Regions from separate parts of the Homo sapiens genome. Here region 2 is linked to region 1. Evidence: chromatin loops called from intact Hi-C (ENCODE). Cell type or tissue: heart left ventricle. All regions are shown on one strand.

Region 1 (2,500 bases):
GCCAGCAAATCCCAGAGCAGCCTTTACCATTCATCTCAGCATACCTTACATATAGTGCTGTGTATTCTGTGTGCCACGAAACGAAAAAGTTTACCTTCGAGTTGCAGACTAAAGCCAGCTTTGGAATGAGTGAAAAACAATTCACATTAACTCTAGGAAATTTTTAAAGGCCAAAAATATCTTGATAATTTCAGCTGCTAAGTAACAGGATAGGTTTTTTCCCCCTCTCCTCAATATCTTTTCTCTTCCTATTCCCATTGTTTTCCTAGAGGGTCTCTCTGGTAAGCCCGAGAGAAAAGAGATGGTAAGGCGCTAACACACTGAAGTTCTGCTGCAAGTGTCAATGTTAACAATATAAAGGTCTGTTTGTCTTGCAGATAATTTACATGGAAAGGCCTAAAGTTTTCCTCCTAGGATGCACAGGACCTGTAGGAACCAAGTTAGCCTCTCCAGGGGAGAAAGAAAAAAACTGCGTGCCTCCTTGTGTACATAGCCATAATTCCTGGATTGTAGGGTACATGCATTTGAACACAGTACATGCTGCCACGATGCCCTCCCAAATGGCTGTATCAGTTGTGTGAGGATACCTGTTTCCCCACGCTTGCTTCAAACTTCATATTTTTGTCCCAACAGATATGTGAAAAATAATTGTTTCATTTGCATACTGGTTAAGTTGAAATCTATCTTTTCATATATTTATAAACCTTTTGGATTTTTCTTTCTTCTCTGGATCGCTTTTGAGATTCTCTGCCAATTTTTAAAAAATTGGATCATATTTCTTATTGAATCATAGGCATTCTTATTCTAGTATTAAGCCTTTGTCACTTTTCACTTTATTTGTGGTGTCTTTAAGACTCAAGTTTTAGATTTTAGTATCATCAAGTTTATCAATTTTTTTCCCCTTTTATGGCCAACATGAAACTTCAAAATAAAGTTGGATTGTGTTTAGAAAAATAAGGAAGATCTAGGGAAGTCGAGTGGAGTTCTTAGGAGGATCCCAGAAGAAAGCAGACCAGCCCCATCTACATCTGACCAACAAAATAGAGAACAAACAGGACCACTGAAATAGCGGATGTGGAAAGCTAACAGGGAAAGTGGGAGCTGGGGGCGCCTCAGAGGCTAAGAGACAGAGGTGGATTGTGAAGGATTTACAAAGCTCTCTGAGATTACTTCAGGATTAGAAGTACAAAAAGAGTACATGGCCTGTGGGCTTGGCTAAGCTTTATAGCAAGCTTTCGGCTTTCCCTTAAACAAAAATGAACCTAGTCTCCTCAGGAAGCCAGAAGTCTTCTCACTTGGTGTCTGTCCGCTAGGGCTTGTCAAGAACTTACTTCTGTTTACAAAAGCCCTGAAGGCGGAGAAGAGTCAAGAGTGCTGCCATCTGCAGGCCATTTCAGGCAGCTCAAGAGGCAAAAGAAACGATGATTCTTGATTCTGATGGAAGGAGGCAAAGCTGAGACTTTAGAGAATCAGAGGAAACAACATAGGATAGCTCTGTTCAGCTACTCCAATGCCTCGGAGCAGTAGAGGCAGCAGTGATTTTAAAGGTGTGGGAAGAGGTGCTGGCACCTACATTAAAGGCAGTAGAAATCAGAAACTTACAAGCCTCACCTAGGCTGGGAGAGAAATCCTATTTGGGTTTCCTTTGACAGGAATCATTATTATTGGTGGTAGATTCTACCTGCCCCAAGGCACCCTTTTTGGGTGCTGGAAAAGGTACAGAAGTGCTGAGGGGCTGTCAGGAAATGGACTGGTGGCCCAGACTGAGCCAGGTCAACTCTACTCAACATTCAGCTCCATCTCCACTTGGCTCCAAGCCCTAAAGCAACTTCAGGGAAGGAATGTGCTGCCAAGCTCCTTCAGGTGGGTGCAGTTTTGGGACTGAGGTCTCTGCTTTCTTGCTGACTTTCAGTCAGGGGCCACTCTCAGCTGCTAGAGGCCACCTGCATACGTGGCTTCTTCCTCTTCAAGCCAGCAAGGGCACATGAAACCCTTCTTGTGCTTTAAATCTCTTTCTCTTCTTCAAGCATCTGGAGAAAATTGCTGTTAAAGGGATTATGTGATTAGGTCAGGCCCGCCAGGATAATCTCCCTTTCTTAAAATTAACTGTGACATACGATCTAATTACGGGAGTAAAATCCATCACTTTCACAGTCTAGGGATGATGCAGGCATGTTCACCAGTGGGCACAGAATCCTGGGGCCTCTCTTAGAATCCTGCCAACCACACCACTTCCTTGTCACCTTGCTAACTGTATTGGTTTCTCAATGTCTGACAGTCTTTTGCCTTTGTAAATTCTTTTGATCTTTTGGTCTTCTGACCTTGAGGATATTTTGTCTTTGAAATTTAATACTTTTGGCCGGGCGCGGTGGCTCACGCCTGTAATCCCAGCACTTTGGGAGGCCGAGGCGGGTGGATCATGAGGTCAGGAGATCGAGACCATCCTGGCTAACAAGGTGAAACCCCGTCTCTACTAAAAATACAAAAAATTAGCCGGGCG
Region 2 (2,500 bases), 150 kb after region 1:
GTAACCAAATATTAGAGGATAATAACCAAAGTATTATCCTCTCAGGGATCTCTTTCTATATGTTTGTTTATTTTGCCTTCTCATCTCAGGAAGTCGTGAAGATATATATTCATTCAAAAAGTGATTTGGGGATTTTCCTATATAAATATTACTGAAAATGCTATAAGGGGGTAGTAGCATCATGAAATATACTAACAAATAAAAACAATAAGAAGGTAAGAAACTTTAAAAAAACGATTTAAACAAATGCAAAAGAAATCTGAGCAAGCGAGTAATTTGAATGAGAGTGAGATTAATTTGAGGTGTCTTCAGGAAAGAAGTAATTTTAAAGCTATCTTAGCTTAACACAAGAGACAATACCCCATGGTAGAAAAACCACTGCACGAGGAGTTCAAAACCTGGTGCTGATCCTGGTAAATGACTTATCCTTTCTGTGCTTCAATTTCCTCACAATTAAGTTAGAATAATAGTGCAACTAATTCCTCAAAAGAGAAATTATATAGTGAACTTACTGAGTTCAATACCCTTTGCCAATAATGCGAGTGTAATATTTTAAAAATACCTCCTGATTTAGTTTCCCTCATTGTTTAGCAGACCTCTTTCCCCATCTTTACCTCCATGGAGGCTTAGCAGTGTGGCTGCGTTTGGGAGGGAACACATGCCATAAAGGCACTGGGAAGCCCAGAGGCTCTGCTTCTGACCAGAGGAAGTCGTAGGTAAACAGGAAGGGGCGGTGAAAGCAAAGACATCTCTTCCAGGTCTCGCAGGTCATGGGATAAGGCAGACAGGAGAGGCCCACCGTGTGGCAGATGTATTCCTCAAAATATATGCCCTTTCTGGGCTTTGGCCCAGAAGAGTGGATATGTTAGGGCAGGGACGCTTGCTTCAGCTTATATTTAAGGGTTAGGAAGGAGACTGCCTTACAGGATGCCCTGTTGCCAACCTGAGAGCAGCTGTAGCCAAGTAAATTCAGGGGTGCAGTGTCATGGTTAGGCAGAGAGAAACTCTGAGTTTAACTTTATTTACTGAGCCCAGGCCATGGAATTGATGGCACATGTGACTAAATGTTAGAGGAAGCTATAGCAGCAGCAGCAGCAGCAGCAGCAGCAGCAACTATGAGGAGGTCAAATCCGCTAGGGAGCAATGCAGGGCCCCGTGCAAGCTGAGAGATCAAACTGTGAGATCAAACTGTGAGTCACAGCAGCCACAGGCGTCAGTTGCTATAAGTGGAATCACCAGGGTGGGACCAGTCAACCTTCTGCAGTCCAGGCAACCCAGATGGCCACTCCCCATGACAGGCCGGCACGCTCAAGGATGCCATGAGGACAGCTGGATCCAGCAACCCAGCCGCTGTCATGCAATCACAGAAGCCACCATTGCCACCTTTCCTCCCAGCCACTAGCTTGAGAGTGGAGACAAATCTGGGAGACTGAGGCTTGCCAAACTAAACAAGTTGAGAATTAATCTAAATAGAATCCTTTAACCATTATATTTTTTCAGCCAACTAATTTTATCAGGTTGGCTTTCTTTTTTTAGATTAAAAAAAAGTTTTTGTTACCAAGCAGGAAAGATGAAATCATACACACAAAACAAAATGAAACATAAGTATTAATAGTAATAATACCTTTGCAGCAGAATCATAACTATATTTACATTAAACTCATATCTTTGTATTAGTCCCTGGAATACTGGAATACTTAACTTTTTTGAATAAATGGATGAATGAAGCTCATAAAAATAATATATTTTTTGGAAACTTGGTATGGGCAAATACTACTGTAAAGAATCTTAAAAACAAGGTGATGGTGGACAGAATCTCTGATACAGTCAGCACCTTTGTACTTACTGTTTCCCTTCTCCTTCTCCTTCTCCTCCTTCTTCTCCTTCTCCTTCTTCTTTTTTTTGAGAAAGTCTTCTTCTGTTCCCCAAGCTGGAGTACAGTAGTGACATGATCGTAGCACACTGCAGCCTGGACCTCCCAGGGTTAAGTAATCTCCTCACCTAGCCCCCTGGACTCAAATGATCCTCCCATCTTGCTCTCCCAAACTGTTGGCATTACAGGCATGAGCCACTGCACCTGGCCTGTTTCTCCTTCTTAGAATGCTCTCCCCCCACATGACTGCTTGTTTGGTTCTTTTTCTCCGGTCTTTATTTAAAAGTCATCTTCTCAGGGAGGGTGTTTACTATCTAATATTCCAACCCCTTGAAAACTTTCTATCTCTATCTTCTTTTCTTATACTTATGTGAACATAATTTACATTTTTAGATTTATTTGTGCTTAGGATCAGTAACACTAGCAGTTCTGACAACTAACTCCTAAATATGAGTGATTTAACATGAGAAATGGTTATTTCTTATTCATGTAACAAGTCTAGGGGTAAGTGGAGCTATTCTCTTGGGTAGCTCTTTTCCAAGTGGAACTCAGAAAGCCAGACTTTCATGTTGCAGTGCTGCTATCTTTCAAAATGTGGCCTTTCATGGTCTCTAGGGAAGGGGAAAA

Evidence for each region. Peaks named below come from ENCODE experiments on the same cell type or tissue, not always from the same donor. Only the 100,000 strongest peaks of a DNase experiment are listed, where the experiment ranks them.
Region 2: a loop joins it to region 1, with 3 times the contacts of the local background. A loop is called at or near these places in 10 of 110 quality-filtered maps.

The regions. Positions count from the first base shown.
Region 1 is chr2:196,750,082-196,752,581 of GRCh38, reverse strand. No RefSeq gene overlaps it. Among named protein-coding and RNA genes, the nearest start is that of GTF3C3, 48 kb to the left of the region's middle. In heart left ventricle, CTCF peaks have their summits at 1,197 and 1,396 (motif pointing left); a DNase peak (open chromatin) is centred at 1,384.
Region 2 is chr2:196,600,321-196,602,820 of GRCh38, reverse strand. No RefSeq gene overlaps it. Among named protein-coding and RNA genes, the nearest start is that of HECW2, 8.0 kb to the right of the region's middle. In heart left ventricle, no CTCF peak of the experiment used is centred here; a DNase peak (open chromatin) is centred at 1,190; H3K27ac peaks cover 461 bases.